Linked DNA regions of Homo sapiens: region 1 is linked to region 2. Evidence: chromatin contacts called from ENCODE Hi-C or POLR2A ChIA-PET data. All regions are on one chromosome and are shown on one strand. Each heading gives the region's core, a stretch centred on a gene start or an enhancer-like site at or near the end of the contact. The rest is flanking DNA. Distances are from core to core; before and after follow the strand shown.

Evidence for each region. Hi-C counts contacts between places; a loop is a spot of excess contacts on that map. ChIA-PET counts read pairs that join two places held with the same protein, here RNA polymerase II (POLR2A). Pooled maps may share reads with other maps.
Region 1: a map of naive thymus-derived CD4-positive, alpha-beta T cell shows a loop between it and region 2 (12-fold over the local background). The contact joins the promoter of OPA1 here to the promoter of SENP2 in region 2. A Hi-C loop is called at or near these places in 1 of 168 maps with a recorded cell type or tissue (naive thymus-derived CD4-positive, alpha-beta T cell) and 6 of 50 pooled maps. POLR2A ChIA-PET finds 5 or more read pairs at or near these places in 1 of 52 experiments (T-cell).

Annotation. Positions count from the first base shown.
Region 1 is chr3:193,591,480-193,598,065 of GRCh38, reverse strand. OPA1 (OPA1 mitochondrial dynamin like GTPase) reads right to left here and starts at 4,858. Exons shown (of 31, transcript NM_130837.3): 1 at 4,657-4,858. The coding sequence starts at 4,688. It also overlaps a transcript of ATP13A4 not described here. RefSeq lists enhancers at 4,300-4,379, 3,893-4,544, 4,980-5,029, 5,080-5,149, 4,545-5,196 and a silencer at 4,610-4,759.
Region 2 is chr3:185,582,379-185,588,688 of GRCh38, reverse strand. It overlaps SENP2 (SUMO specific peptidase 2), which reads right to left and starts at 2,394. Exons shown (of 17, transcript NM_021627.3): 1 at 2,175-2,394. The coding sequence starts at 2,275. RefSeq lists enhancers at 2,315-2,714, 2,755-2,804, 2,298-2,916, 2,917-3,535, 3,536-4,155 and 1 more.

The DNA of each region.
Region 1 (6,586 bases), core at 3,609-6,108, 8.0 Mb before region 2:
TCTGTTGCCCAACGTGGAGTGCAATGGCATTATCAGGGCTCACTGCAGCCCCACGTATCTGGGCTCAAGTGTGATCCTCCTGCCTCAGCTTCATAAATAGCTGGGACTAGAGGTGTGTGCCAGCATGCCCAGTTAATTTTTTTTGAATTTTAGTAGAGACAAGGTCTTGCTATGTTGCCTAGGCTGGTCTCAAACTCCTGAGCTCAAGCGACCCTCCCTTTCAAAGTGTTGGGATTACAGGTGTAAGCCACTGCACCTGGCTATGTCTCATCTTAAAAGGGGGAAAAAAAGTACCCCATTTCCCTGCTCTAGCTATTTTATTAAAATAAAAGCCAAACCATCCTGATTTCCATTTCTTTTTTTTTTTTTTTTTTTGAAACGGAGTCTTGCTCTGTCACCCAGGTTGGAGTGCAGTGGCTCGATCTCTGCTCACTGCAACCTCCGCCTCTGGGGCTCAAGCGATTCTCCTGCCTCAGCCTCCTGAGTAGCTGGGATTACAGGGACCTGCCACCACACCTGGCTACTTTTTGTATTTTTAGTAGAGACAGGGTTTCACCATGTTGGCCAGGCTGGTCTCGAACTCCTAACCTCAGGTGATCCGCCCACCTCGGCCTCCCAAAGTGCTGGGATTACAGGAGTGAGCCACTGTGCCCAGCCTGATTTCCGTTTCTATCACTTCAGCGAAACAGCTCTTACGGAGGGCACCATAGGCTTCCAATGGCCATTTTGCTCAATTCTGGTTTTATCTGACCTCTCAGCAATACCTGACAATGTTGACACCTCCTCATTGTTGAAAATTCCTCTCCCCTGGGCAGTCTCTAGCTTTACCTCTATCTCACTGGCCACTCATTTTCAGTATCCTCAACTACCCTTGGAAATGTTGGGAACTCATCAAGGCTTAGACCTAACCTACTTCTCACTCTCCCTAGGCAATCTCATCTACACCCATTTCCTCCATTACCATCCACATACCCATGTTTCTCAAAATTATGTCTAATACAGTTAAGTTCCCCCTTTTGGTCAGCCCCTCAATTTAGAGAGATTAACCAAAACTTTAGGCGTTGACACCACTCTCTGTCACCATCATAAAGACTTATTTGATCTCAGTGTGGAACTCACAAGTCGTCTTTAGTTTCAGTACGGAGTCTCACACGTCTTCTTTGGTGTTAATAGGGAATTCACAAGCCGCAGCCTGTACCAGTTAAATGATTCTTTATGTTCTTGCTGATCCACTTGGAGCGAGACCATTCAACTGTCAACGTACAGCTGCATACAAAACATTTAAGACTTGAGAGTATACAGAGCGCCAAGGGGACTATTATTGCGACTATTAAGAGGATACCATCAAAATGCTAAGGCGTACTCCTTGTTGTTATTCAAAAACAGCAATCAAAGAACAATAGAAAGTGTACAGAATTAAACATGTCTTTAAGAGTTTTCTTAAAAGTTCATGGAAATGAAAAGTTGCAATGCTCAGTGCTAGGTGTCCTCTAAAAGGAAAAATAAAAATAAAAAAATTAAGTTGCCGCCAAATGCAGTGGCGCACGCCTGTAATCCTGGCATTTTGGGAGGCCAAGGTGAGAGGATTACCTGAGCCCAGGAGTTCGAGGCCAGCCTGGACAACACGCCAAGATCCTGTGTGAAAGAAAAGAAAAGAAAAGAAAAGAAAAGAACAGAAAAGAAAAGAAAAGAAAAGAAAATTAAGAAAAGAAAAGAAAAGAAAAGAAAAGGAAAGGAAAGGAAAGGAAAGGAAAGGAAAAGAAAAGAAAAGTTGCGATGGCCAATATTAAAAAAATCAACAGTAAAACCATGAAATGAATTAAGGAAATTCCCCAGGACATAAAATGCAAAAAAAAAAAAAAAAAAAAGGTGAAAAACATAAGAGGAAAGTTAAGTGATGCAGAGCTGTGGTAATGTGGTATCCAAAGGGAGTGGGAGGATGGGGGCGGAATGCATCCCGTGGGATGAACAAAAGGATCTACTGGGATTCAGGAAGAAAGTACTGAAGCTTCTAGATGCAGTATGTTTTGTATCTTATCCTTTAAGATTATGTTAGGGTTGACTTACAATGTAAATAATTAGTACAGATACATATATAATTTAAAAATAAAAAAGTGTGCATATATACATAGGGTATATGTATGCTTTTCCTTTTAACAGACGACGAGTACAAATCTTACTTTGGAAATCACGGACATAACATATCAATCTAAGAGGACCACTATCCTCCTAAGAGATGTCTAGAAAGAAAAAGGACAGGAAAAATGAAAGGAAGATAATAAAAAATAAGAGAGAAAAACGTCTCAGAAATGAAGAAAGATAAAGGGAAAGGCCCACTGAGTGTGCCAAGTCAAATGAGTAGCAAAAGAAAACAAAACCAAACCCACACCTGGTCCAAGCCTTGAGAAATTTAGGATAAAGGATAAAGTCAAGACCCTAACAGATTCCATGAAGGGAAAAACAAGATAATCATGAAGATGAAAAAATCAGATTGTCATAAGAATTCTCAGCAGCAATAAACAATTACATTAGAAGAAAATGCAGCAATGCCTTTACAGTTCTAAAGGAAAAGAATTTTGAATATAGACTTCAATATTCAGTCAAAACTAAAAATCAAGTATGATGCAAAATAGGTTTCCCCCAGAAATCTACTCTCTTGTTCATTGACTATCACTTTTAATCAATATATCATTTCCTAATATGTAATTCTTTTAAAAATAATTTTACACAATTATTTATTGCACCCAAATGTTAGTATTGATCTTTTCACATGTCCATGAGCATGTATTTACATATGTATGCCCAAAGAAATGCTTATGCTCTCATCTGTTAGGGAGCAGGAATTTAACTGTATTCTTTCACAACATGCAAAGGAACTATAGCAAAAGAAAAACTGCAGAGCTTGGGGCTTCTGGCTTCCCACATCTCTACTTCTTTAGGTAGCTAAACTGTGCCATCACCAGGAGACATTTTTAAGCCATGACTCAATGGCATCCATGGTAACTTTAGAAATAATTTAGCCCAATGACAGCCAATTAAATAAATACCACTTATAAATCAGTTTGTTTTAAAACTCCGTCTTTGTAGTTCTTCTTATACATCTTAATTGCTCCAACAGAGAATGCTATCTTCTGCAGTCTTTTCTCTTTTTATTTAAAGAAAATCAGATATGTTTCCTCACTAAATATTGAGAAGTAGAAATGCAAGGGTTGTAAATAACTTACTTTAATACCAAGGGCTGTGAACTTACTCAAAGACTAAAATTCCATGAGATTAAAAATACCTATGCAATAATTCTAACTGACTAACACTGTTAACTATTGTTATCTCATCTAGTTCTGTATTTTGGACTCCAGTTAACCTATATAAAACAAATTGGGCCGGGCGCGGTGGCTCACGGTTGTAATCCCAGCACTTTGGGAAGTCGAGGAGGGTGGATCACATGAGGTCAGGAGTTCGAGACCAGCCTGGCCAAAATGGTGAAACCCCCTCTCTACTAAAAATACAAAAATTAGCTAGGCGTGCTGGCGCGTGCCTGTAATTCCAGCTACTCCGGAGGCGGAGACAGGAGAATTGCTTGAACCTGGGAGGCGGAGGTTGCAGTGAGCCGAGATAGCGCTACTGCACTCCAGCCTGGACGACAGAGCAAGACTCCGTCTCAAAACAAAACAAAAACAAACTAACGAATGCATTCCATTCCTTATAAACACGATAAATTATCTATACCACTTAAAAAGGTCTGGAAAAAATTCAAAACAACTGCTTAGAAGTTAATTCAGGAAAACCACGTTTTTCCAATTTTGCTTGATGCATCTTACTTCCTATCAAATGCCTGCAACAATGAGCTAAGCTTGAAGGTATCTAATGATACTAGAACAAAATTTCCTATAAAATCCAATTTAATCTCATTACAATGCATATAGTAACGCACAGAAATGAAAAGATTTCTATGATTTTCTATTTAGAATTAAACCACCCCAGGGCAACAATGATTGAGATTAGAAAGGTGGTGCCACGTTCACGACCTTGCATCAAAAAGTAAGTCTCCCTCCCGAAACACAGAAAAAAGCTGCTATTGAAAGGGCATCTCGAATCACCGTCTCTGACACCGTGTGCGTCATTGCTCTAGTTCTGACTTCTATCAGCGGGCTAGGGAAAGAGACGGACGCCCCTTTCCCCGATAGAAGAGCCCAGGTACCTGAAGATGCAATGTACACATGGCGTGGAAATGGAAGAAAAAGAAGACACCGAGAGTTAGGAGAAATGTGGAGAGAGGTGACTCATGGACAGAGCCAAACCTGGCAGGGAGAGGACAGAAAAAAGGCAAAAGAGGCAACCAGAGACAGACAGAACACTGAAGACACAAGGGTGTAAAGGGCAGAGACAAAAGGACAATAGAGACGGGCCAAGATTGAGAGGCGTCCAGAATTTTCGGGTTGGGTAGGGCCAGAGAAAAGGGCCAGTATTGAAGCCGGCTCCGAACGTAAGCCCAGCCAGGGCTCCTGTCATTCTGGGTCCTCAAGAACATCTGGGAATTCTCCAACTGCCGTCGGCCTGGCCTGAGAGTCACCTGCACATTTTTGGAGATAGAGATAAGACAGCCCCACTCTCAAGAGGCCCCAGAATTAACGGGGCCAGATTAGAGCCTGCACTTACCAGGCCACAGCGGCCCGACGTAGTCGCCACATCCCGCCGGCGGGGAGGTCACGCAGGCGCCGAGACGGCCACGCGGGAGCCCCCGTGTGAGCCCCAGCCCGGCTCCCGGTCCAGGAATGACCCAGGAAGTGGCCCTCAGCAGCAAGGGCACAGAGCCGCGGCCGAGGCCCTCCCAATGGCGCATGGACTTCCGCAAGAGCCTGACAGGCACCCGTACTCAGTCCGTCACGGAAACAACCACTTCACCCTTTCTAGGCGGGCAGCACGAACGGTCCGCGGAGGACCAGCGCATGCGCACAGTGCGTCGGGAACGGACTGGAGCAATCCATCGCCTCTCACGGGGCCCCGCCCTCTTGCTTCCGATTTGGAATTCGGAATTAGCCTTGCAGGTTAGAGATTTGGCCAGGGGAGGGAGCGAGAGTTGGGCGGGAACGGGAAGGGCTAAAGGCGTGGAATGAGAATTGATGAATGCTCACCGGGAGCCATGAATTTATTAAGAGTTGGATATTGAGGGAGCACGAAGGAAACTAGAGAGTGCAAGGTGAAATACAGTAATAGCGTACTACAAACTAATGCTTGCACATTTGCCTACCTTCTTTCTTGGGCATCTTTGTTTGAAAGCACTTTCACATCGTTAGGGCAATCATGGGAGGTGAGAAGCAGGACGAAGAGTCATGGATAGGCTAAGTCCCTTAGAATCTCTGAGGATCAGATGGGAAAGGGACTTAAATCAGTTAGGCCAGTAACGGGTTTGGAATAAGCTTGTGTGGTTTATAAAAGGCGTCAAAATGATTTGTTCAACTGTTTCTTCCGGATTTTAAGCCCACCAGTTTGTTGAAATGGTCCTCGTCAAGGCCTCCACCAGCTCCCTATTGTTTGTGGCCAGTGAGCCTGCCACAGCATTCAGTTCAGATGCCTAGTGCTGAGCACTCCTTCAACTACTTTTTCTTTTGGCTCTCTGGCCATCACATTCTCCTTTTTCCCTGGAACTGCTGCTCCCAGGCTTCTTTGATGGCTCCCCTCCCAAATTTCTCAATGTTGGACAGGCCCAGATCTCAGCCATCTTGAGCTCCTCTCCTCCATCACTTTAAATACTCCTTTCCCCTTCCAACACAAACCTTTTATGTTTTGTAAGGAAACCAGGGCCCGTAAAAGGGATGTGGCCTGTGAACGGTTATGAAGCCAATTTTTAGGGACTAAAATAAAAGGGTCCTGTGCATCCTCTTTACTTCAGGGACCTTTCACCTCCTCCCCACTACCCGCCCCCCACCCATGCCACACACATACACAAATACACAGAGCATAAAGACAATTCCTTTTCCCTTAATTGTCAGAATCATAAGTCTGGACCCATGCACTCACAATACCACCAAGAGTAGACCTAGCCATTGATAGTAAACTTCCCAAATGCAGGACTCTTAGAATTTTCTTTATTTATTGTGGTGACTGTTTCAATGGCAGGTCCAGAGAGCAATTTGCTGTACCAACCTGTGCAAACTGTAGATCTTCCTGGGATTGTAGGGTTGTACAAAAAGTGTCTTTGTAATCGTTACTTCCTTGTTATTTTAGAAAATAAAATAAGAGAAACCAAGAGACTTTAACAACAACAACAAAAAAGAAAAATTAGGGATAAAAGACTTTAACCATAAAAAAAGGAGAAACTAACCACCATCACCATTTATATATGGTTATCATATGTTTTATGAAGCCCTTGTTTTGCAGTTCTACTTCTAGGCATTTATCCTGTGGAATCATTCCCATGTATGCAAAGATGTATGCATGATGATGTTTATTTCTGCACTGTATGAAATGGGAAAAGATTGGAATCAGTATAAATGTCCATGTATAGGAACTAGACACATAAATTACATCCGTACTAGCCATGAAAACCTATGCTTTAGGTCTGTATGTCCTGATAAGGAATGATCTC
Region 2 (6,310 bases), core at 1,145-3,644:
CGGAAAGATAGGAGAGAAAAATAAGGCAAAACCATGTATCTCTGGAACACACGATGCAATTTAGCCAACAACCAATCTCATCAATAACCTGCATTCTCAGACTAATGTATTAGACATCTTGTTCTCTCAAGCTCCCACAAATGAACACTTCTTCCACTTTTCTTGATATTGAGGCTTAATTTAAAAAATGAAATTAACGGCCGGGCCCGGTGGCTCACGTCTGTAGTCCCAGCATTTTGGGAGGCCGAGGCGGGTGGATCACGAGGTCAGGAGATCCAGACCATCCTGGCTAACACGGTGAAACCCCGTCTCTACTAAAAAATACAAAAAATTAGTCGGGCGAGGGCCGGGCGCGGTGGCTCACGCCTGTAATCCCAGCACTCTGGGAGACCGAGACGGGCGGATCCTGAGGTCAGGAGATCGAGACCACGGTGAAACCCCGTCTCTACTAAAAATACAAAAAATTAGCTGGGCGTGGTGGCGGGCGCCTGTAGTCCCAGCTACTCGGGAGGCTGAGGCAGGAGAAAGGCGTGAACCTGGAAGGCGGAGGTTGCAGTGAGCCGAGATCGCGCCATTGCACTCCAGCCTGGGCGACAGAGCGAGACTCCGCCTCAAAAAAAAAAAAAAAAAAAAAAAAATTAGCCGGTAGTGGCCGGGCGCTGTGGCTCAGGCCTGTAATCCCAGCACTTTGGGAGGCTGAGGCGGGTGGATCACGAGGTCAGGAGTTCAAGACTAGCCTGGCCAAGATGGTGAAACCCCGTCTCTACTAAAAAAAATACAAAAAATATAAGCCGGGTGCAGTGGCAGGCGCCTGTAATCCCAGCTATTCCGGAGGCTGAGGCAGAAGAATCGCCTGAACCCAGTGGGCAGAGGTTGCAGTGAGCTGAGATCGTGCCACCGCACTTCAGCCTGGGCAACAAAATGAGACTCTGTCTCAAAAAAAAAAAAAAAAAAAATAGCCGGGCATGGTGGCGGGCGCCTGTAGTCCCAGCTACTGGGGAGGCTGAGGCAGGAGAATGGCGTGACTCCCGGAGGCAGAGCTTGCAGTGAGCCGAGATTGCGCCACTGCACTCCAGCCTGGGGGACAGAGCGAGACTCCTTCTCAAAAAAAAAAAAAATTAACACTTGATCACTAAAGTTGAAGAGGGGGCATAGAATTTGTATAGTATTTTATTTTCCAGATTTTTAGGTAAGGAGGTCGATACAATAAAATGGGACACTCCAAAGAGTAGATGCTAAATAAGAATAGCTTTTGGGGCTGAGTGCAGTGGCTCATGCCTGCAGTCCCAGCACTTCCAAAGGCTGGGGTGGGCGGATCACTTGAGGTCAGGAGTTCAAGGCCAGCCTAGCCAATATAGTGAAACCCCATCTCTACTAAAAACACAAAAATTAGCCAGGCGTGGTGGTGCACACCTGCAATCCCAGCTACTTGGGAGGCTGAGGCAGGGGAATCGCTTGAACCCAGGAGGCGGAGGTTGCGGTAAGCCGAGATCGCACCACTGCACTCCAGCCTGGGCGACAGAGCAAGACTCCGTCTCAACCAAAAGAAAAAGAAAAAAAGAAAAGAATAGCTTTGCGTTTCCCCCAAATTTTAACCGAATTTAAGAGTACAGACTAGTGATTGTTTTAAAGGAGTGAGGCACCTAAGCCTTTTTACTCATTCACTAATTCTAAAGCACAAAACCCTTCTGGCCCCAAACACACAGACTGTTTGACAGCTGTTTTGGAACAAAACAGGTGCTGTTTCTTGCTGCAAGGACAGTACTTGCAGTCAAAACGGCTTTGGGCAAGCTATGAATCTCACTTCAACTGCACTTAATGTCTGCAGATGACACTTGCGAGGGTGCTTTGTAAACAGTGAGCCACAACAAAGACAGTATTCCTTCAATGTTAGTGTTCAGCCTAAGAGCGGCAAAGCCCCATTTGTTATCAGCAACCAGCTTGGCCTCTGACAAGAATGTCAAAGACCCTGCCATCACCGGCCGCTACGAAGACGACCAGCTCCTCCTTCATCAGGAGCTGCCTCCCTACAGCCTGGCGGGAGCGACTACGTCACTAGGATCCCGGCGACCTGTTTCGGGTGAGCCTGGCTGAATCAAAGCTATCACGGCCGAGGAGCCCGCTGTGGGGGAGGGGGTAAGGCCAGGCTGGCGCTCAGCCCCCTCTCGTCTCACCTGTCTGAGCGCCGCCTCTTCAGGAGGGCCCGGGCAGGGGGCACCGACCGGTCGCAGAAACGGAAAATGGTGCCGAGAATCCTAACCAGCCATCTGTACATACCAGGCCCAAGCAGCAGCGGCGGCCGACACACCCCGAGACGCAAACCCCAGAGCTGTCGCCGCCGCTGCCGCCTTCGCCGTCTTAACCACCACCGCCAGAGTTCGGTCGCTGATTTGTGACGCGATTCAAGAGCCCACAGATACAGCGTCCCCAGGGCTACCAGAGGCCCCCGCCCGCCACCACTCCTGACGTCACCTCCTCCCGCCCGACCGGAAAGCTCCATTCTCAATCTGCGCACGCGCAACCTAGCACCGCTCCCTATTTCCGAGCCCAGCAACAAGAGTAATTGTGGGACGGTCCCGGCCCAATCGCTGACGAGATCGGAAGGGCTGTCGGCAGGGTTTTCTCTTCGGCGGAGCCAATCCGGAGCCGGCCCGTGGGACAAGGCCCACAGGCCACATGTGAGGCTGCTCCACTCCGGAGGAGGCGTTCCGGGGTCCCAGAGGACATTAGGTGCTCAGTGTTTGCTGAATGCACATGTAAAGGTAGATCAGGTTAATTAACACACGTTTACCGTTTTAGGCGCCCTTTATTTTGCACTTACCTTTTGCCTCGTACTTTTCACGCATTGTCACCTTAATATGCCCAGCAATGGCGTGTGACAGAGAGTCTTAAGCCAGTTTTATAAGTCAAGGAAATTGAGGCATAGAGCGATTAAGTTATTTGTCTAAGATCACAAAACTAGCTAGAGACGTGGCTGGAACTTGAACCCGGGGTCTGAGTACCAGCGCCAGTCCCTCGCCCTTGAGGTCAGTCTACTTGGAGACATGTACATAGATAATTACAAATTACAATACACCGTAAGTGGTTGCTGTGATAAAGGTATGTGCAGAGTGCAGTGGGAGCCAGAGAAAGGAAAACCACACACTGAGGGAGAGAAGGAAAGGGCAGATGTCCTCAAGAAAGGCTTCACAGAAATTTAAGGATGAAACCTGCGGCCCACTAATGTCTCCTACCCTGGGCTAGTAAGTAATGAGTCTCGTTACTCTCCCTCTATAATTCCAATGTCACACTTCTAGTTAATTGTCAACTATAGGCCGGGCGCGGTGGCTCCTGCCTTTAATCCCAGCACTTTGGGAGGCTGAGGTGGGCAGATAGCTTGAGCCCAGGAGTTTGAGACCAGTCTGTGCAACATAGTAAAACCCCATCTTTACAAAAAATACAAAAATTAGCCGGGTGTGGTGGCACGCACCTGTAGTCCCAACTACTTGGTAGGCTGAGGTGAGACGATCACTTGAGCCCAGGAGGTTGAGACTGCAGTGAGTCGTGATCACGCCACTGCACTCCAGCCAGGGTGACAGAGTGGGACCCTGACGCACCCCATCAAAAAATTATCAACTGTAAAACAAATCCCACCCTATTTAGTGATAGAAAATCCAGTCCCCTCTTCCAAACAATCCTAAGAATCCTCAAAGGTTTTCATGCCCCACAAATCCATTCCTGATTAACTTGTTTCCTACTTGTGATTCAGTTAAGGCCAGAGTTTTACACTTGCTTGAACTTCAACGCTGGCACTCCCCAGTACAGCCTCTTCCTTTCCTCAATAGACAGCATTCCAGGCCGGGTGTGGTGGCACACGCCTGTAATCCCAGCATTTTGGGATGCCAAGGCAGGCGGATCACTTGAGGACAGGAGTTCAAGACCAGCCTGGCCAACATGGTGAGACAACCCCATCTCTACTAAAAAAAAAAATACAAAAATTAGCCAGGCATGGTAGTACACTCCTGTAATCCCAGCTACTTGGAAGGCTGAGGCAGGAGAATCGCTTGAACCTGGGAGGTGGAGGTTGCAGTAAGCGGAGATTGCACCACTGCACTCCAGCCTAGGCAACAGAGCAAGACTCTGTCTCAAAAAATAAATAAATAAAATAAATACATGTGTGTGTGTATGTGTGTGTGTGTGTGTGTATGTGTGTATATATATATATATATATATATATATATATATATATATATATATGTAGCATTCCAGAATTGTGCTGCAAGCCACCCCCTAGAGCTTCAGAATCACCAGCCACACACCTGAAGCTACCACCACTCTGGCCTCGGGGGCTGGGGTCATATCCTAGAGGATGGAAGCAAATCCTAAGTGTGGACACACCCGCCTCCCTTATTCCCCTAAGCATAGCAAACACCAACCAGGCTGTTGCTGAAAGTTTGGGGCATTACAAAGCTGAGAAGACTTAGAAGTGGCTATTAGATTATGTAGCATCTATAGTCCCTGGCCTATTGTCTCGCAAAGGAATTCCCTTCACCTCAAGGCCATCCCTTTACTCGTAACACCTTTGGCAAGCTGCCAACAGAAGGGACTTTTCCCTCTACCTCTACCCCGACTATTTCAGGCTGGACTCCCCGTAAATGTAATCAAGAGTCAGGACTCCTATTAACAAAAGACAGTCATTGGCATTATTGTGCAAAGCAGTTCAGTTACGTCTGTCCCTTCCACTCACTATTGAGAGTTGGGCTTTGCCTTTGCCAAACCAAGAAGCCCGCTCAAGTACTGGGAGAGGATTCTCCCAAATAAAAGAGCAGTCTTCATTTAAACACGAATCATACATCCTAAGAGAACAATTTTTTTTTCCAAGTTAAAAAACACACACACACATAAATCAGAAAACTACAAGCTCTGCCAGGCACGGTGGTTCATGCCTGTAATCCCAGCACTTTGGGAGGCCGCGGCAGGCGGATCACGAGGTCAAGAGATCGAGACCATCCTGGCCAACATGGTGAAACCCCATCTCTACTAAAAATTAACTGGGCGTGGTGGCGCGTGCCCGTAATCCCAGCTACTTGGGAGGCTGAGGCAGGAGAATCACTTGAACCCGGGAGGCGGAGGTTGCAGTAAGCCGAGATCACGCCACTGCACTCCAGCCTGGCGACAGAGCGAGACTCTGTCTCAAAAACAAAACAAAACAAAACAAAAAACCTACAAGCTGCTTTTGAATAGCAACTTATCCCAGGTCTGGCCACTGAGATTTAAGAAATACTGTGGTAAGCTAGGTGTGGTGACTCACACCTGTAATCCCAGCACTTCGGGAGGTCCAGGCAGAATGATCACTTGAGCCAGGGAGTTTGAGACCAGCCTGGGCAACACAGGGAGACCTGTCTCTAAAAAAAATTTTTTTTTAATTGGCCAAGAGTGGTGGCATGTGCCTGTAGTCCCAGCTACTTGGGAGGCTGAGGTGGGAGTCAAGGCTGCAGTGAGTTGTGATTTCACCACTGCACTCCAGCCTAAGTGACAGAGTGAGATTTATAGTCTCAAAAAAAAAAAAAAAAAGAAAAAGAAAGAAATATATTGGGGTCACACTTGATAGCCCTGCGGTGCAACACAACAACACATTTTTTTTTTTCTTTTCCTGCCTCATAAATAGCACCCTTACAAACTCAATACTGAAACATTGGCCATCTGCCAGGAAGAGTGAGAAGGCTTCAGAATTACAGATCTCAGTCAGAATCTCAGGACCCCATCAGCAAACAATAACTCATGAATCGAATGTGGCAATCCTCAGCCTCCCACCGTGCATGCTCCCTCCATATCCCCCTAGTTACCCTCTAGAAGGAAGAAAAGGAGACGCATCCTTATACTCGCTCCCACCTGGGACTTGTCTGCCAGTTGGTGCCTTCGCTGTCCTGTGGTCCACAGTAGAGACATGGGTGACTGTCCATCCACTGGCCAAGGAGTGGGATTATCCTTAACCCCAACCCCACCACTGCCACAGCCTTTCCGGGACCTAGCAGCGCTTTACTGGAGGGCCATGGGAGAATCCCAAGGCCATATGGAGTAACAAGGACATTGAGATTTCTGCCCTTGGCTTGGATAATTTGCAGCCTTGTACTGCAAGAGGGGCACAACCTCATCGCTTAAGCTTTCGCAGGTGTTCCAATCAGATGCCCCAGTTCTCCAAGAAGATCCTTATCCCCTTTCAGCTCAGAGCAGCTCCTTGAAGCCTTTTCAGGGCCCCACCCCCTTCTTCCTCCAAACCTACCTCCCCTCCAATCCATTCTTTAGTCTTGCAAATTTCCCCTTTTAAAGC